2 separate regions of the Homo sapiens genome follow, and region 1 is linked to region 2. The links are chromatin loops, found by intact Hi-C in ENCODE. Cell type or tissue: endothelial cell of umbilical vein. All regions are shown on one strand. Links, peaks and the distances in the headings refer to the core of each region. The heading gives the core; the rest is flanking DNA. Region 1 overlaps AGBL3 (AGBL carboxypeptidase 3). Region 2 overlaps TMEM140 (transmembrane protein 140).

Region 1 (10,123 bases), core at 1,250-9,249, 62 kb after region 2:
GAATGATTTTGATGAAGTTCATTTACCAAGTTTTTCTTTTATAATTGGTGTTTATGAGTACTATTTGAGGAGTCTTTTCTTATTCCAAGACCATAAAGATTCTCTCCCATGCTTTTTCCTATAAGTTTTTATGATTTTAGCTTAGATATTTAGATCTATGATCCATTTTGAGTTAATTTTTTTTTGCTATGGTGTAAGACAAGGGTTAGGGTTAATTTTTATATGAATATTTAAGAGCCAAATAGATGATCATTTTATGATCTGGAGATGGGAGATGGGGTAAAACCTTCCAAGCATTAGAGCAATGAAAAAAAAAAAACCACAAGAGAAAGGACCAAAGTTCTCTCATACTGAAAGTACTCTTGGTGAAAATTTAAGCCTTCATGAAATGGTCTACTGGCTTGTCATAGCCACATAATACTGAGAACATGAGTAAGTGTGGTGCATATTTTGAGATGCATTGTTTCAATGCTTTGGATTATGTCAATGGAGTATAAAATTTTATTGGCCAATTATTCCATATTATTATCTTTGATATTATTAACATTTTTTAAGAATTAATGAATAGAATGACTGTTTTTTATAAAACACTTTAGGGAAGGTAAACTAAAAATGTCAATTCATTCCAGAAACAGAAGAAAATATAAGTATAATTTCCATGGTAGTCCAATTTTTAGACCTAATGAAGAAACTTTATGTTCCATTGAAGCTCAGCAGATAATATTTAAGTAATCACAGATTTGGAGCGGTGAATTTGACTTTAGCCTTACTTACTATAATTTAAACTAACATGAATTACCATTGTATTAGTCTGTTTTTATGCTGCTGATAAAGACATTCTCCAGACTGGGTAATTTATAAAGGAAAAGAGGTTTAATGGAATCACGATTCTATGTGGCTAGGGAGGCCTCACGATCATGGTGGAAGGCAAAAGGCACGTCTTACATGGAAGCAGGCAAGAGAGAATGAGAGCAAAGCGAAAGCGGAAACCCCTTATAAAACCAACGGATCTCGTGAGACTTATTTACTATCATGAGGACAGCATGGGGGACGCCGCCTCCATGATTCAATTATCTCTCATGGAATCCCTCCCACAACATGTGGGAATTATGGGAGCTATAATTGAAGATGAGATTTGGGTGGGGACACAGGCAAACCATATCAACCATGATGGAATCAAGGCTGGGCCAATCTTTTCTGCCCTTCTGTTGGGCACTTCAGTATAGAAATATCCCAAGACAGAAACTATGAACTATATTAGTCTTCAATTAGTTAAGGGCCACTCTAAAGAGTGATGAAGTAAAAGATGGTTTTCAACTGAAAACCCCATGTCTAGGAAGCAGAAGTGACCAGAATGTCTTTTTATTTTCTTGGCGGGTGGTGGTGAGGATGAAAGGCATCAAGTAACAGGAAGGTATTAGGAATACAGCAATTAAGTTTTTTTTTTAAGGCTATATTAAACTGAAATAATTTCCTTCTATATTCAACTCATATACAAATTAAATAAAGCAAGTATTTTTCACAGACAGGACTAAAATAGCTATCAATCTCATCCTTTTACAAAAGTAGTTCCCATAATCCAAGTTTCATAGGATATGTTAATGATGATATAGTGAAAACCATCTTTGTATGCATGAAAATCTTAAACAATAAAAACAAGTAACAACCTTCTGTTGGTATCCTTGTCTTCTCAGTCCAAGTAGAAGTTTGTTTGCCCATAGGAGACTGCAGGGATGTCACTTTGAAACAGTTTCCATACAAATCAGTTCCCTTGAGGGGAATTTTTTTCCTAGATTGGCCTCTCACTGATTTCTAAAAAATGTTTGTGTTGGTCTTTGCTATGACTCTGAGTCATACTTTGGGAGATGAAAAAAATTGGGTCCTCTGATTTCATTGTCAACAGTAAGCTACTCATGTAAGAGTAATGTAATAGCCATGTTATATTTGCATATTACACCTCAGGGTATGCAAAGTCTTTTAATACACTATCATACTTGGTGCTCTGATCAGTCTCATGATGTAGGCAGGATGGCCAATGTTATTCCCATGTTACATAAGGGGAATCAGAGAGGTTAAGCTATTTGCTCAAGATCACATAACTAGTAAGGGGCAGAGGTGGGTGTAGCATTCACATCTTCTAACTGCAGTACTTTTTCTATTACCTTCTTTTGTCTTGATATATCATTTTATTTCTTTCCATAAGACATGATAAATAATACATTTTAAAAAATTAAGTCAGTTTAAAATAACCAATTCTAGATCCAAGTGAAAGTAGGCCCAAAGATGCTTTACATGTTGGTCTCTTACCTAAATTTCTATATTTCTGGGGCAAGAGAGTCTACATCTTTCATCAGAACCCATTTTATTTAACAGAAACTGAGTTCTTAGAAGAGAAGCCAGGAAGGAAGAGAGGATATACCATGGTCTCTCTGTTGTACAAATCTAGTTGGTTCTCAAATACTTACCTATGGTTACCTATTCCACCATCCAGACAGTTGTTTATATTATTCCTAAGTAAGGGGAAACTTGCCAAGGGTGATAGAGATATAATAATTACTGGTTTAGACAAAACTATAAAGTTTGTCTGTTATATTTGACTTCCCATTCTCTTCTTTCTCCAGTTTTTAGTATTAGTTTTATCCCCCCATGACCAGTGCTCCAGTTGCTGCAATGGATAGTAAAGCATTTGATTGTCATTCATTCTAAAGTGCTAGATAATTATCTTATGCCACCAGTGTTTTTTTTTTTTTTAAAGAGAAACTCGGGTGCAGTGGCTCACGCCTGTAATCCCAGCATTTTGGGAGGTTGAGGTAGGCAGATCACGAGGTCGGGAGATCGAGACCATCCTGGTTAACACGGTGAAACCCCATCTCTACTAAAAATACAAAAATTAGCCAGGTATGGTGGCGGGTGCCTGTAGTTCCAGCTACTCGGGAGGCTGAGGCAGGAGAATGGCGTGAACCTGGGAGGCGGAGCTTGCAGTGAGCTGAGATCATGCCACTGCACTCCAGCCTGGGCGACAGACCGAGACTCCATCTCAAAAAAAAAAAAAAAAAAAAAAAGAGAAACTCAGACAATACAATGCTAAATGCACAGAAATAAATATCTAACTAGATTTTAAAGCATCTATTGGGGTAGTCTGGGGATAGCGAAATCTTCCCAGAACCTGCTAAAACACATCTTGTGGGGCACTGTGTATAAAACTGACCTAGTCACAGATACTATGTAGAATATGAGGAGACATCTGATTAGCAATGGTTATCCAAAAAGTCACTTTTACCTGTTGCTTTAATTCAAAATCAAAATCTTATAAGACAGAGGAAAAGGTGTAAGGTAGTCAGGTAGAAGAAATCAAGTACAGTTCTCCTACCTCAAATATTTTTTTAGAAGCCAAGAAGGGGCTCGTTCAGGTATTTTCACTAAAAAAGAGAATATACCATAAAATATCTGAAGTTAGGTCTTAAAAATCAATAAAACTTAATTTTTAACTTTCTTGACAATTACTTCATATATTTAATGGCTAGTTTAATTGAGCTTATCTTCAATTAACCTACCATTGTTTCATTCAGACACACAAAATATATGCATACATATTTCCCCTGGAAGCCTTTAAATTAAACTGTTTCAAGAGAACAGCAAACAATATAAATACCTAATCTATCTAATAAATGTTAAACATTCCAGAACTGAATTTATCTATGTTAGGATCTATGAAAGACAGTGACAGGTACACTAAGGTAACCAACATTTTTAGAGCCAATCTAGGACACAGATATACCAGACCAAAAAATAGTCTAACATATAATAATTACATACACATATTATTTTAAAATGAAATATGAAAAGTGTTTAACATTTTTATTATTCTATATTATTTACTTTGCTGTTACATACAGGTGATTAGGCAAAACAACAACAGGACTAGTTAACAGTGGCAATTAGTAGTAATAGTAGAACAGATTAATAGTATGTGTGAGAAAAGTAATTTTTTTATAATGTTTCTCTCCTCTGATACACATTTTAGCTCTTTAGTGGATATTTAAGTTTTATATGTCATATTATTATTGTATATTCTTAGGTTATAGATAAGACCTTTTAAAAGATCAATGTAAATATTTATTAAAAACTAACAATGACATATTTCTTAGTGTCCCATGATAAAGTAGGATATTTTTGCTCTTCCTGTTTCTTTTTCCAATAATACTTCTCTGAACTGCCTGCAGCCTTTGAGATATCTTTCTTTGATGTAGTGATTAAACAGTGTATTCTCACTTAAATGCGAAATTCCCTTTGACTTTCAGATCTGCTCTTATCAAGCCCACATTACACTGCTCCTGGTATCATTCCAATGCAATGACATCAAGTTAGATATCCTGTCAACAAAAATGTTTTCAGCATGGAATACAGTTGGCATTGTTTGTGTGGGCTCCACATCCGTGGATTTAACCAACTGAGGATGGAAAATATTTAGGAAAAAAATGCATCTGTACCAAACACGTGCAGACTTTTTTCCTTGTCATCATTCCCTAAACAATATAGTCTTACAACTTTTTACATAGCATTCACATTGTATCAGGTATTATAAGTAATCTAGAGATGACTTAAAGCATACTGGAGGATATGCATAGGTTATATGCAAACACTATGCCATTTTACAACAGGACTTGAGCATATGCAGATTTTGGTATCTGTAGGAGATCCTGGAAACAATCCTCCATGATACAAAGGGATGACTGTATTTAGACTTTACTTATTAGCAACGGCAGGTATTTAGACTTGTAGGAATTGGTTTCCAGCTTTTCAAAACTGTCCACTCACTTTGTATCTGTAGACCTATTTTGGTAGACTAACTGTTTGTCATTTAGGCCCTTTGCATCTATAAATTCATCATGTAGGGTCTCCATATCTAAAATATCCTGTTTATAGATAGATTATCTAAAGCACATTGAATGTCATTATAAGTTAAACTTCTCTTTCTCAGGGAAAATGTTTTTAAAGCACTGAGGTAATCTGAACTTAAACTGAGCATAGATTACAAATAAATTATAATTTTAGTACTGTTTAACTTGTATGCTCCTTTCTGGTGACATATTTTTGAGTTCTGAGTCAGTCTTATTTCTTCCCAAATGTCATTTTTTACCATACACGTCTTTGTCACAACCTACATATAATATCAAATAACTCAGGTACATGTCTAAGGAGGATATCTTCTTCCATTTCCATAAAGTCAGAAGTCTCATTCAGTGCTTCTGTATGTTTTCAGGAAATTAAAAAGTGACCCCAAACTTTTATTATAAAAGCCTCAATGTCACAGGCTAGCAAATCATACCCTTCACAGTACAACATATGGAAGACATTTAGTGGGTAAGATCTTTTCATTTTCTTTGATAAGAAGTTCACAGACTGAATGAAACATGCCAAAATTTACATTTTCATTGCCAATAATGCAGATTGATGAGCAAAGTCTAGTTAGTTTTTGGACAAAATATTAGCTAGCAATATTTGGTTTTATGTTTTCTTTGGTTTCATTAAAATATTCATAGAAATCAAGATTATTTGAAACCTCACTTTTCAAATCAAAGTACCTAAAAGCCATGGGGATTTTTTCTTTTGTTGCCATGATTCAGTGTATCACTTGATACACTGTAGAAAACATTATTGTTGGTAAGATCTGACAAAATGAGCTCTACCCTTTAAGAGGCCAACACATCTTTTACAAAATTTTCCCTTTGTTGACCGACGGGATATTTTAGTCGTAACCTTTGAACCAGGAAATGTAATTTTACTTTGTTTCATCAAGCAATCAAGGGAATGAATGATGTGATAAGCATTCATTTGTTGATGTGATAAGCATTCATTTGGGTGGTATGCCCAAGCAAATTCACCAGTTATTATGTTCAACTGAGCATTGGTATCTTCTTGGGTCATAAAAACACTTTCAATTGATTTAGAAGTACTTGCTTGTCTCTTCCAGGACTCCTGAGATTCAGTCTTCATATGTGCTTTCACATCCTTTCCTTTATAATGCACAATCCCAAATTCTTTTCTGCATATTTTGTCATATGCTCTATTTTGCGTATCTTCCTAGTTGTATATGTTCTTCCGCCAGTCATTAAAAGAATAGCCATGTATGTCCTTCCTTCTTCCCTTTTTCTTTCTTTCTTTCTTTCTTTCTTTCTTTCTTTCTTTCTTTCTTTCTTTCATTCTTTCTCTTTCTTTCTTCTCTTTCTTTCTTCCCTCTTTTTCTTTTTTGGTGATGTTCTATTTTGGGTATCTTCCTAGTTGTATAAGTTCTTCCACCAGTCATTAAAAGAATAGCCCTATCTATCTATCTATCTATCTATCTATCTATCTATCTATGTATCTATCTATCTATCTATCTATCTTTCTTTCTTTCTTTCTTTTTCTTTTTGTTTTTTTCTCTTTTTCTTTTTTGGTGATGTTCTATTTTGGGTATCTTCCTAGTTGTATATGTTCTTCCACGAGTCATTAAAAGAATAGCCATATATATCTCTTTCTTTCTTTCTTTCCTTCCTTCCTCCCTCCCTCCCTTCCTTCCTTCTCTGTCTGTCTGTCTGTCTGTCTCTCTCTTTCTTTCTTTCTTTCCTCTTTTTCTTTTTTGGTGACATTTGGGCCATGCTGGCATTGGTATTATACTCATTCTCTTTTCATTGTCTGAACTCTTAGGAAACATGATCCCAATATACACAACACTGAAATTAAGTTAGTGCTATCTCAATGTAAGCAAAACAGTTAACTCACAGGTAAAGTCAAAGATTAATTTTTTTTTTTTGAGAGAGAGTCTGTCTCTGTCACCCAGCCTGGAGTGCAGTGGCATGATCTCAGCTCACTGCAACCTCCGCCTCCCAGGTTCAAGCAATTCTCCTGCCTCAGTTTCCCAAGTAGGTGGGACTACAGGTATGTGGAACTACACCCAGCTGATTTTTGTAGTTTTAGTAGAGACAGGGTTTCACCATGTTGGCCAGGCTGATCTTGAACTCCTGACCTCAGGTGATCTGCCTGCCTCAGCCTCCCAAAGTGCTGGGATTACAGGCGTGAGCCACTGTGTCCTGCCCAAAGATGAATTGTTAGCACTCCAGATTGCAACACACTTAAGTTGCACTTCAGTACCCCCGTCCACTCAGAGTGATGCTCCCCTGGATGATCCATTATTGTGAGCAGCAAAAATCATGGTTGCCAACATCAGCAGTCAAGGGGAAAAAAAGTGACAGTGACTTTGAATGGTGGGTAATCTATGATGTATCCAATTAGCACAAAAAACAGTGTTGCTTCCATTTTCTATTTTGGGGAACTGAAAGCAAAGATAACATATGGCTTTTGTATTTTCTTGCCTTTTAAAATGCTTTAAAATCTTTTGTTGGTCACAGGACAGTGGGTAACAAAAACTGAAGTTAATAGGCCTTTACTATGGGGTTTTATATTAATCTGACAAGGAATTGGACTGTTTAATGTTTGCTGTAGCCACTAGTATCAAAGGCTTGGAATTCCTCTAGGATATTTGTTTTTGTCTCTCCTGTTGTCTTTAGGATTTCCAAAGAACGACTTATCAGATAGAATCTGTCTTTCTTGCTGCTTTATCAGCTGTAAACCACTGTTATTATACTGGAGTCATGTTGGTGTGGTGGTAAGGTATGGGGGAGAGGAAGTATCCTATAAACTTATTTTTAAATCTCAGTCTAAGTGGGCCTGTGTTCCTGGGCTATGACCTTAATAAGTGTTTCTTAGCTTTTCTTCCTCCAACCCTCCAGTGAGACAGGAAGACTAGAGGAGGCTGGAGTTGCAGAAATATCCCTCCCCGAAAATAGGATAAGGTTCTGGTAAAGACTGTTCACCTTGTGAACTTAGCAGAGTTCCAGGCTTAACATGAGTGACTCTATCTTGGGCTACTTACTCCATGTTGAACTGCTGATGAACTGTGAGACCAACAAGGGAACTATGAAAACCAAGTTCCTTTGCAAACATCTGTGCTCTCAACAATACAAGGAAACTGATCCCAGTCTTTAAGGGATTCTGTATATAATTTTTCCTTGCCAGCTGTTGCAAATGCACCATTCTACTAATGATTAAAGCCTTCTTTGTTTGGTAAACCAATGAAAAATCTGACAAACAACTTATGTAATCTGAATAAATTCCTATAAATGTAAGGCCTCTTGCTCCTCTTGGGTGGTATGGTCTCTGACTACTACCCAGGTTGCAATTCCTATTCTGAATAAATGCTTCATTTGTCTCTAACCTATTGATTTTCTCCTTTTAGAGTTAACACCCTAAGAGAGTAGGCCCTTGTTACGGAGAATGCTCTGGGTGTATTTCACAATGTTTACTCTTCTTCTCCCCTTTCCAGAGCAACTAAGAGGTCTTTCTTGGCTCTATGAGAACCTGGTGGGATTCCTGAAGATAAAGTCCACAAAAATGAAGCTCCAGACAAGACTATGGCCACCAGGAGTTTCTCACTTTCAAGCTAGTGCGCACTCAGCCTCTGGCAATTTGTTAAAATCACTGTTTAAGTGTTCCTACCAGTTTATGATTCTAGCAGCTTCTGCCTCAGACAAGCAGATCTCAGCAGTGACTCCCTGGATTCGTCTGTCTCTTCAGATTTCAGGGTAGTAGTTTACTTGTCAGCCTCAGTTCTCTGATGGATCCAATAAGTTGCTGATTTTTAGTTTGTTCAGCTTTTTTGTTGTTGTAAGGACAGGAATGTTGACTTTCAAGCATTATTCATGTTGCAGCTAAAACGAGAAGGCCCCTTATTATCTGTTTAAATAGTAAGTCTATATTTTCTTCTAAGAGTAGTTTTAACTCCTACATTTGTTTCTGTGATCCATTTTTTATTATTTTTAGTGTATGGTATAAGGAACACGGCCAACTTCATTCTTTTGCATGTGGATATCCAGTTGTCCCAGTACCATTTGCTGAAAAGACTATTTTTTTTCCCCATCCAATTGTCCTGGCATCTTTGTTGAAAAATCAATTGAAATATATATAAAGGTTTATTTACATATTTTCAATCCTATTTCATTTATCTATATGTTTACCCTTAGGCCAGTACCACACAGTCTCAATTACTATAGCTTGGTAGTCAGTTTTGAAATCAGGAATCCTTAAACATTGTTCTTTATCAAAATTGCTTTGGTTATTCTGGGTCCCTTGTATTTCCATATAAATTTCAGATTTGGTTTGTTAGTTTCTGCACAAAAGGTAGCTGACATTTTGATAGGGATTGCACTGAATCTATCAATTTGAGGAGTATTGCCATCTAGCAATATTAAATCTTCTGATCCATGACCAGAGTTATCTTGCCATTTATTTAAAGCTTCTTTAATACAGTTCAACTGTGTTTTTTGTAGTTTTCAGTTTATAAGTCTTGTACTTCTTTTGTAAAATTTATTCCTAAGTATTTTGTTCTTTTTGATGCTAATGTAAATGGAATTGTTTTCTTAATTTCATTTTTTAAATGTTCATTGCTAGTGTATAGAGATACAATTGATTTTTATAACAGGTTTTTGAGATGTAATTCACATACCATACAGTTCATTCATTACAACTGATTTTTGCCTATTGATCTTTTATCCTGCAACCTTGTTGAACTCATTTATTAGTGCTAATAGTGTGGCGTGTGTATGTGTGTGTGTGTGTTCCTTCGGATTTTCTATATACAAGAACATATATCCTACAAATAGAAATGGCTTCGCTTTTTTCTTTCTAATTTGGATGCCTTTTTTTTTTTCTTGCCTTATTGCCCGGCTGAAGCCTTCATTATAATGTTGAATAGAAGTGTTGAGAGTGAATATCCCTGTCTTGTTCCAGGTCTCAGGGAGAAAAGCATTTAGTCTTGCACTACCAACTATGACATTAGCTGCAGGATTTTTGAAGATGGCTTTTTTTTTTTTAGTAGAGGAAGATTCTATCTTTCCTAATTTGTTGAGTGTCTCTTTTTTAATCATGAAAGAATGTTGGATTTTGCCAGATACTTTTTCTGCATCTATTGAGATGACCATGTGCCTTTTTCTTTATATTCTATTAACATGGTATATTATATTGTTTAATTTTCATAATTTCGTATGCTAAACTAACCTTGCATTTCTGGGATAAATCCTATTTGGTC
Region 2 (10,123 bases), core at 1,316-9,315:
TGCCAGCCGCCACGCTCTCTCATCACTGTTGCACTGGGCTAGGAGGAGAGGCTGGGGGGCAAAGAGGGTGAGGACCAGGGACCCGTACACGCCAAGCCTGGCCAGGCCCAGGCCAACCCGAGGCACCCCCAGGGCTTCCAGCTCAGGGAACTGGTGACACTGTAGGGTGCTGGTGTCCTCATTCCACAGGCAGAAGTTATAGAAGCCGATTCTCAGGTTGGGCAGGTCAGTGAGGTTGCCAGCCTCCCAGAGAAGAGCGTAAAACATCAGGCAGATGACCACAATCACGAGGACTATGATGCTCATGAACAGCAGCTGGTCGCGCCACCGAGGCCTTGGGCCGGCCATCTCTACTGCCCTCTGCCGGGGGACCTGCGGGGAAGTCACAGCAGTCAGTCCATCTCTCCCTTGCTTGTTCCCTGTGTCCAGACAAGCTCATGTTCTCCCTTTGGCATTTCTTACAAACTCATGGCAAGTTTCCCTCCTACCCTGCCCTCCACCAAGGACCAGAAGTCTGAGGTAACCTCCTGCCAGGACCTATTTGCAAATAAGTCATTAGCTGCCCTCTGATTTGAGGTCAGGAGGAAAAGTCTCTCCCAAGCAGCTTTGAAAGTGTGAAACATCTTAAACTGAGTGAAGTGCTCTTTAGCCAAAGGCTTTGCTCCAGTCCAAATACAACAAGCCATTGGAAACATTAGTGAGGGGATTTCTCAGATCTTTTTTGAAGGTGGGTTTTGACTGAGGTGAAGGGCAAGGCCCACCCTTAATGGAGACCTGAAGGTGGAGGAAGCTATTGGTTTTCACCACAGCTGCCAAGACAACCACCTGGGGAGCTGTAAGAACTACCCATTGCTGGGCCACAGATCAATCAGAGCTCAACTTATGTGCTTCGGGCTGGGCACTGGTGTGTTTCTGAAGCTCTGAAGCTCATTCGAAGGTGAGCCTGGGTCAAGGACCACTGACACACCCACTCTGATTTTACCTGCAGTGCTCTGGGAACTCATTACTGGGTCAAGACAAGATGTCACCTGGTGATGAAATCCCATCATATACTCATTACTTTAAAAACTAATACATATTTTTTCCTGACAATGGTAGTATGAATTATAGAAAACTTAGACGTTTTTGTTTGTTTGTTTGTTTTTGAGATGGAGCCTCACTCTGTCACCCAGGCTGGAGTGCAGTGGTGCGATCTTGGCTCACTGCAATCTCTGCCTCCCGGGGTCAAGCAAGTCTCCTGCCTCAGCCTCCCGAGTAGCTGGGACTACAGGCACCCGCCACCATGCCTGGCTAATTTTTGTATTTTTGGTAGAGATGGGTTTCACCATGTTGGCCAGGCTGGTCTTGATTGAACTCCTGACCTCAAATGATCCACCCACCTTGGCCTCCCAAAGTGCTGGGATTACAGGCATGAGCCACCATGCCTGGCCAGAAGATATTTTAAAAATAATAATAAAAAAGATAACCTTTTATCCCATCATACACATAAAACCACTGTTAATATTCTACCAATATTTTCTTCCTGTACTGATGTATTTTTACATAATCATGATGTTGAATGTAATGTTTTTTCACTAGATTTAGTAAACATTTTTCAAAGCTGTTAAATATTCTTCAAAAACATGATCAATGGCTGTGCAATAGTTCATGTGGGATCATCCATTACACTATTACTAGACAAATTGTTTCCACTTTTCACCATTATAAGTGAAGACGCTGTGTGAATCGTGTTTGGAATCTGATTTTTCTCAGGTGATCTACCTATAAGTGCAATCATTGGATCAAGGGTAGAAATATCTTTTAGTGATCTTGCTAAATACTGCCTAACTGGCCTACAGAAAATTTGCTAATCATAGTCCCTCTAATTGTATATAAAAGTGCCCACTTTGTTATACTCTTTTAAAAAATTCTTTTCACTCCGTTTTAAATCAGAAGGGCTTTGTCCAGTTGGTCTCTGAAACAGTGGTCTGCACACTGTATTTTACATATGTGTATTTTCCAGTATGGGATAAGTTTCGGCTGATATGGTTTGGCTGTGTCCCTACCCAAATCTCATCTTGAATTATAGCTCCCATAATCCCCACATTGTGGGAGGGACCCAGTGGGAGGTAATTGGATCATGGGGGTGGGTTTCCCCCATACTGTACTCATGGTAGTGAGTCTCATGATATCTGATGGTTTTATAAAGGGCATTTCCCCTGCACATGTTCTCTTGCCTGCTGCCATGTAAGATGTGCTTTTGCTCTTCCTTTGCCTTTCACCATGATTGTGAGGCCTCCCTAACCATGTGGAACTATGAGTCCATTAAACCTCTTTTTCTTTTCAAATTACTGGGTATCTCTTCATAGCAGTATGAAAATGGACTAATACAACAGCATTCACCAGGAAGTGACTAGGAACACAGAGCTTCAAGCTTTGTGAGGCACAAGGTACTGGGGCCATGATACCAAATGGCCTCCTGGAAGCCCCAGCAGGGAGTCCCAGGTGGTGTTCAGCAGCAAAATGAGTCGTGGCCCTGGGAAGGGACCTGAAGGCTACACAGCCCTGATGATCAGTTTCTGAGGGGACCCCTCTGGGGGAACAGCTCCCTCCTCTTTCCCAGAGCTGACTGGAAGGTCTGTCTCATTCTACACACTGCATTTGTTACAGAAAGGGACCAAGTGGGGAAAATAAAGAACATGGAACAGGCTGAGAGAGAGGGCAGCTCCATTCAAAGGACCTAGGTGTATGCCAAAAATGAGAATGAAGATTGACCAGCGACTTCTTTGGCAGAGACCTGGGCAGGCTGGCTGATGGAGAGCTGGGGCCTGTGAATACAGTAAGGGTGGGGTCCACACTGCCACCGCCTCCCCTCAGATGCCGCTTCTCTGGACTCAGCAGCACTGGGCAGTCTGCCCAGTTCTGCCCGTGGCTTCTGCTCCAGAGAAGCCCAGTGGGGACAGTCAGAGTGGAGGAGTGAGGGGCTGTCCCAGCAGAAGCCCTGGCTGCTGCCTTGGGTGGCACTGTCAAAGGCTCTGGAGGTCCCAGAGGGCCAAGGGTCTGAAGACTCGGGTTTGAATGTAGTTGAGAGATTCTTGGAGCAATGATGCTTGTTACGGAAGGAATTATTGGGAATTGAAAAGGTGGCATTAGTCTGGGATGATAAGGAGTTTTAACCATTTGAGTCCATGGTATGGGAAAAATTGCCGACGGGAACATATTTTGTATGGTTTTGCTTATTTAGTAAATGTTTGTAAAAGCCTATATCTGTGCTTTTAATGGGTTTGGGTATTTTAGGGTGTGGAATAGATTTCCAGGACTTCCCTGATTTATACCATCATGCTGTGGAAAAGAAGGTTTGACCTCCTCCATTGTTCAGGACCAACTGGGAAGGGACTTGGGGATGCCTTTGTTTAAACACTCCCTCTCACTTTTCCCATTTGAATTCTGTTACACTGGGGTTCCAAAAAAAATTATTAAACGTTTTGCTTTGAAAACAGCTGCCTTTTTAAAAATTAATGTGGCTCCTCGGGGAGATTGCATCAGCCACCTTGCGGCAGCTCCTGCCAGACGCCAGGAGCCTTTGTTTTGACTTCCTCATTTTCTCTCAACTGACCTTTTAATGTAGAGCAAAACAAAACGAGCCAAGAAGCCCAGGACCAGGCATGTGGAGAAGGTGGTGGCCTCTCACCTTTTTATATTCAGTCCCAGCTCTTATGAGGCTCGCCATCATCTGGTGCGACTTGGAACTTGAACTTGGAATTCTCTGGTGAGGCCCAGCTTCCCCTCTTGCCTTGTGCAGTCCAGCACCTGCTCAGCTGCTCAGGCTGTGTATGAATACATTCCCATCTGCCCATCCTCAGCCACCCCCCAGCTCCTAGAGTCCTACTCTACTTTCTGCTTCTCTAAATCTGATCCATGCAGCAAGAGCATTCCTGGGCTCCTTCAGCCCACACTCTGGTTTAGCTATAAATTAGGATTTATTCTCCACTCTAGTGTCATGTCTCTGAGGAACAGTCTTCAGTTTTGTTATTTTGATACACAGTAGGGGCTCTTTTTTTTGTTTTTTTTTTTTAAATGAGCGAATGAAAATGCTACATAGGCTCCCTGAGTTCTTTCATGTACGAATCCTGGTTACACATCTTAGGACAGCAGAGCTGCCTGAGGGAGGGTTGTGTTTAATGTCGTATGCATGCTCAGCACAGTGCTGGCATGGCCCATCCATGCTTTCTGTTGAACTATGGACAGAATTCAGGAACTTGTGTATGGAGAGGGTGGAAGTCAGTCCTCGCTTCTTTCCCTAAACATTTTGCAGTGACAGCATATGGATCTTTGGTTGGAAACCCCATGACACTCTTCTCTACTTCCCCATGGGCCTTCCCTGGTTTTTGTTTTTCTTTTCTTAAACAATCCTGGTAATGACACTTCCACCACAATGAGCTTTTAAATGTCCTTTAATGATAAGCCAGTGTTTCCTTCAGAGGGCAAAGGGGAGACTGCTGAGTCACTGTGGCCATTTTTAGATAAACCTTTTCCTGTTTATAATAACACATGCTGATTGTAGGAAACTAGAAAATACATGAAAGTGCAGAGAAAAGACTAAAAGTCATCTATACTTCAGGTCGTAGAAATAACCACTCTGAACAGCACACTTCTTTTTACACTATTGTTTTACACTGTTGGGATTACATAAATATATATGTTTGTATCCCACTTTGTGAACATCATTCTATGTGAACTAGAAATGGTTCCTAAACATTAAGGGCTGCATATAGCTGTATCATAGTTTATAGTTTATACATAGATGCTTTGTAACATTATTTTATAATGCTATGAATGCTATGGTGAATATTTTTGTGAATCAACTTATGTTTCCACCAGCAGTTTCAGAGAGTGCCTGTCTCATCCCATCCTCCCCAGTATTGCATATTCTTGAGTCTTTTATTCTTTGATAATGACAAATGATGAATCATTGATAGTTTTTCTTCATAATAAGTAAAGTTTAACATTTTCAAGTGTTTGTTGACCATCTGTATTTCTTCTTTTGTGAAGTGCTGTCAGTTCTTTTGCTATTTTAAAAATAATTTTGAGTTTCAGTTTTTGTTTGTTGGTCTGTATGAACCCTTTAAAAATAAAGGCTGTTAGCCTTTTGCCATCTTAGTTGTGACAGTAAAGTATAATGCTTTGCTGCACTAGGTCCTCTGGAACAAGATGCAGATTTAGATTCCAGGTCAGCATGTAACTTGACCACTGTCACTCAAGAGTTACAGCCTGAGCAGGGCCTTAGGAGGGAGATGATTTCTGCTTAAAGGCGATACAAATTCCTAGTTAGGGAAATAGAAGGAAAGTATTCTCAGGAGATTAATTTAAGGCAGCTTTTTTGTTGGTTTAAGCACCTCTAACATTTTCATACTAATAAGGGAGAATGGGATGGCGGCTGAAAGAGACACAAATATTGTATCATTTAATTCTAAATTATGTATTTGTCAGGTTCTTATTGAAAGAGTAAATTTTCGAAAGGATCAAGATGGCTATCTAAACACAGGTAGTATGTGCCTCCACCATGGTGAGAAACCAGAATAGTAAGTGGATCCATTTTGAACAGATTGTCTAGGAGAGAATGCTAGGATAAACCAGAAAAGATATGGGAAACATGAGAAGTAAGGAGAGGATTCGAGGCAGCTTGCCCAGCTGGGAACCGACTGAGAGTCGGGAGAGGCTCCTGATGTGGGGAAACAGTAAGAGAGAACCCCCTAGGGCTCCAAAACAAACTTTTATAATCTTGGCCACGGAAGGAAACCTCGACCCACTGGGCCAGGGCCTGGGCCTGACATTCGGAGCTGCCTAAACATTGCACAGAGGCATTGCTCCAGAAAGGAAACCAATACAAAATCTCACATGCATCTGAACCTGGAGCAGCCTCAGCAGGGTGCCATTTTGAGAGCCTAGATACTGGGACTCTACAGACATGGCTCTTGCTGCCGAGCTGCTTCAAGGAGGGAGACGGGAGAGCAGGTGCTCCCATGCACCCCTGGGAGGGTCTGCTGCCCTGCTGTGGGCTGCTATTGAGACAGATGTGAGTAGACACCCCTCCCCACAGCTTCTTTTCCACACTGCTTGTCTGGGAGGGACACTCTCTGATCCCAGGCCCAAGGTAGCATTTTGAGAGTTTAATGCTGGGCTGCATTCCCCTCCCAGCCTGAGTTTGGGCTGATGAGGCTGTAGCTGCCTCTTGGCTAAGGAAGGATAGGGAAATCAGGCCATCCTACACATATCTAGGACAAGACCCCCTGCCCTGCCATGGGCTGCTGTGAGACCGAGATGTGGCCATCCTGTGTGTTCCACAGCTTGTTGCCAATGCTGCTTACTTGTGAGGTGCTCCTCCCTCTCTGGTCTCAGGCTCCAGGTGCTATTTTGAGAGTTTAATGTTGGGCAGCACCCCTCCCTGGAACTGAGATTGGGCTGGTGCAGCTGTAGCTGCCACCCAGCCAAGGATTAACAGGGAAATCAGGCTGTCCTATGCACATCTAGGTCAATACCCACTGCTCTGCAACATGCTGCTGTTGAGACTGAAATGTGAGCAGACTGCCTTCCCTACAGCTTCTTGCCCATGCTGCCTGCCTGGAGGGACCCCTGCCCTCCTGGTCACAGGCCCAAGGTGCCATTTTGAGAGTTTAATGCTGGGCTGTGCCCCACCTTCTTGCTGAGTTCAACTTGATGTGGCTGAAGCTGCTGCCCAGTCAAGGAGAAACAAGGAATCTATGCTCTCCCGCACATACCTAGGACAATACCCAGTGCCTGCTACGGGTTGCTGTGAGACCGAGACTCAAGTAGACCACCCTCCCTACAGCTTCTTGACCATGCTGCTCACCTGATAGGGGCCCCACCTTCTCTGTTCACAAGCCCACAGCTGGCACCATTTTGAGAGTTTAATGCTGATTCATAACCAGTCTGAATTAACAATCAGGCAATGTGGCTGCAGCTGCCACCCTGGTAGGAAAGGGACAGGGAAGACCAAGCTCTCCTAAGCACACTTAGAACAGTGCCCACCACCCTGCTACAGGTGGCTGTGAGACTGGGGAGTAGCTCACCCAACCCATCACAGCTTCCAGCAACACCAACATGGACTGCTTGGATCCCAGTTGGCTGCTTCAACAGTGCTACTGCCATCACTCACATGACACCACCTGCTCAGGGGCTAGAGATCATGCCCACACACTGGGCTCACCACTCCCACTACTAGCTTCTAAGCAAGCCATGTGGAGGCCCAAGAATCAGCCCTCCAAGACCCACTAACCACCAGAGCAGCGTAAGCTGCTGTGGGGCCTAAAAAGGGCACACTTACCCCACTGTTGCCACCACTGGGGTCCAAAGGCTGCTCAGTTGGCATCCAAGTCCCAGCTAAACTTCTGGGGACTTAGTCTCAGCTAATTACCATACTCTATCCCACTGAGGAAATCACAGAGAACACTGACCCTATGCCGAAGAAGTCATAGAAAGATCACACGACTGCAGGCATCCAAAATCAAAGTCAAAGCATCTTAACAACATGCATATATCCTCAGGAAAAAATTCTCCCTTATAAAAGCAATTTCAAAAAATTGGAACAAGCAACTGCTACACCAGACGCAAAGAAATCAATGGAAGGATACAGGAAACATGTAAAAGCAGAGAAACATGACACCATTGTATTAGTCCATTTTCACACTGCTGATAAAGACATACCTGAGACTGGGAAGAAAAAGAGGTTTAATTGGACTTACAGTTCCACATGGCTAGGGAGGCCTCAGAATCCTGGCAGGAGGTGAAACACACTTCTTATATGGTGGTGGCAAGAGAAAATGAGGAGGAAGCAAAAGCAGAAACCCTGATGAACCCATCGGTTCTCATGAGACTTATTCACTATCACGAGAATAGCATGGGAAAGACCAGCCCCCATGATTCAGTTACCTCCCCTGGCGTCCCCTCTCACAACATGTGGGAATTATGGGAGCTACAATTCAAGTTGAGATTTGGGTGGGGACACAGTCAAACCGTAACAATCATCAAAGAACCACAACAGCTGTCCAGCAGCAGCAGATCCCAATCAAAGAGAATTCTTCAAAATGCTAGATAAAGAATTCAAAATATTGATTTTAAAGAAGCTCAATGAAGTGCAAGAGAAATCTGAAAACTAATACAAAGAAATCAGAAAATTAATCCAGGATATAAATGAGAAATTTATCAAGGAGATAGACATCTTAAATAAAAACAAGCAGAAATTCTGGAACTAAAAAATTCATTGAAGGAAATACACCATATGCTCAAAAACTTCAACAGTAGACTACACCAAGCAGAAGAAAGAATCTCAGAACTCGAAGACAGGACTTTTGAAATAATCCAGTCAGACAAAAATGAGGAAAAAAGGATAAAAAAGAATGAATAAAGCCTTTGAGATGTCTGGGACTGCAAGAAGCAACTGAACTTATGAATTATTGGTATTTCTGAGGGGGAAGAGAGATTAGAAAGTTTAGAAAACATATTTAAAGAAATAGACATCCAGATACAGGAGGCCCAGTGATCCCCAGGAAAATACATTGCAAAAGGACCTCACCATGGCATATTCAAAATGTCTGAAGTCAAGTGAAAGAAAGAATTTTAAAATTAGCAAAAGTGACTAGTCACCTATAAAGGAAATCCCAAATCTCATCAGACCAATTGAGGACTTTTCAGCAGAATTCTTACATGCCAGAAAACAATGGGATGGCATTTTCAAAGTGCTAAAGGGAAAAAAAAAAACAGTGTGTCTGTCAGCCAAGAATTTTGTATCCTGCCAGAATAAGCTTTATAAAAGGAGAAATAAAGTCCTTCCCATACAAGCAAATGCTGAGGGAATTTGTCACCACTAGACTGGTACTACAGGAAATGCTCAAAAGGATCTTAAACACTGAAATGAATGGTGTTTTTAATTAATTATTTTTGATAGAGGGTCTTGCTTTGTCACTCAACCTGGAATACAGTAGTGCAATCACAGTTCATTGCAGCCTTGACCTCGTGGGCTCAAGCAATCTTCCTGCCTCAGCCTTTTGAGTAGCTAGAAATACAGACATGTGCCACCATGCCCGGTTAATTTTTAATTTTTTTGTAGAGACAAGATCTTGCTATTTTGCCCCGGTTGGTCTTGACCACCTTCCATCAATTAATGCCCCTGCCTGGCATCAATTAATCCCCCTGCCTAGCATCCCAAAGCACTGGGATTAAAGGCATGAGCCACGATGCCCAGCCAAAAGGTTGATATTCACCATCACAAAAACATACAGAAGTATAAAACTCATAGTTTGTATAAAACAATCATACAAAGGAAGAGAAAGGAATCAAATGGCAACATGACAGAGTTTCATCAAAACACAAAGTCAAAAAGGCAAAGACAAAGAGTCTATAAAACAACCTGAAAACAATAAACAATATAACAGAAACAAAGTCTCACAGATCCATATTAACCTTGAATGTAAATGGATTAAATGCTCCACTTAAAAGATACAGATTGGCAGAGTGGATGAAAAAACATGATCCATGCTGCTTACAAGAAACTAACCTTACCCATAAAGACATATAGACTGAAAACAAAGGGGTGGAAAAAGATATTCCATGTAATTATAAACCAAAAGCAAGCAGGCATAGCTATACTTATATCTGATAAAACAGATGACTTTAAATTAAAAATAGTAAGAAAAAAGATAAGGTCATTGTATAATGATGTAGGGATAAATTCAGCAAGACGATATAATAGTCCTAAATATATATGTACCCAACATTGAAGCACCCAGATTAACAAAACAAATATCACTAAAGAAAGAGGTAGACAGCAATACAATAACTGTAGGGGACTTTTAACACTCCACTCACAACACTAGACAGATCATTGGGACAGAAAATTAACAAAGAAACATTGTACTTAAATTGAACTTTAGACCAAATGGACTTATAAAACATTCTACCCAACAACTACAGAATATACATTATTTTTGTCAGCACATGGAACATTCTCCAAGATAGATCACATGTAAGGCCACAAAAGAAGTTTTAACAAACTTTTTAAAAATTGAAATTATATCAAGTATCTTCTCAGACCACAGTGGAATAAAACTAGAAATCAATACCAAGA

The links. Peaks named below come from ENCODE experiments on the same cell type or tissue, not always from the same donor. Only the 100,000 strongest peaks of a DNase experiment are listed, where the experiment ranks them.
Region 1: a loop joins it to region 2, with 2.2 times the contacts of the local background. A loop is called at or near these places in 3 of 110 quality-filtered maps.

Annotation. Positions count from the first base shown.
Region 1 is chr7:135,092,822-135,102,944 of GRCh38, reverse strand. The region is part of intron 15 of AGBL3 (AGBL carboxypeptidase 3); the gene reads right to left. It also overlaps a transcript of CYREN not described here. Among named protein-coding and RNA genes, the nearest start is that of TMEM140, 50 kb to the left of the region's middle. In endothelial cell of umbilical vein, for the core only: no CTCF peak of the experiment used is centred there; DNase peaks (open chromatin) are centred at 4,384 and 7,934; H3K27ac peaks cover 650 bases.
Region 2 is chr7:135,154,667-135,164,789 of GRCh38, reverse strand. It overlaps TMEM140 (transmembrane protein 140), which reads right to left. Exons shown (of 2, transcript NM_018295.5): 2 at 1-372. The coding sequence starts at 348. It also overlaps a transcript of CYREN not described here. Among named protein-coding and RNA genes, the nearest start is that of CYREN, 11 kb to the left of the region's middle. RefSeq lists enhancers at 3,475-3,524, 3,605-3,694. In endothelial cell of umbilical vein, for the core only: no CTCF peak of the experiment used is centred there; DNase peaks (open chromatin) are centred at 3,599 and 4,449; H3K27ac peaks cover 2,276 bases.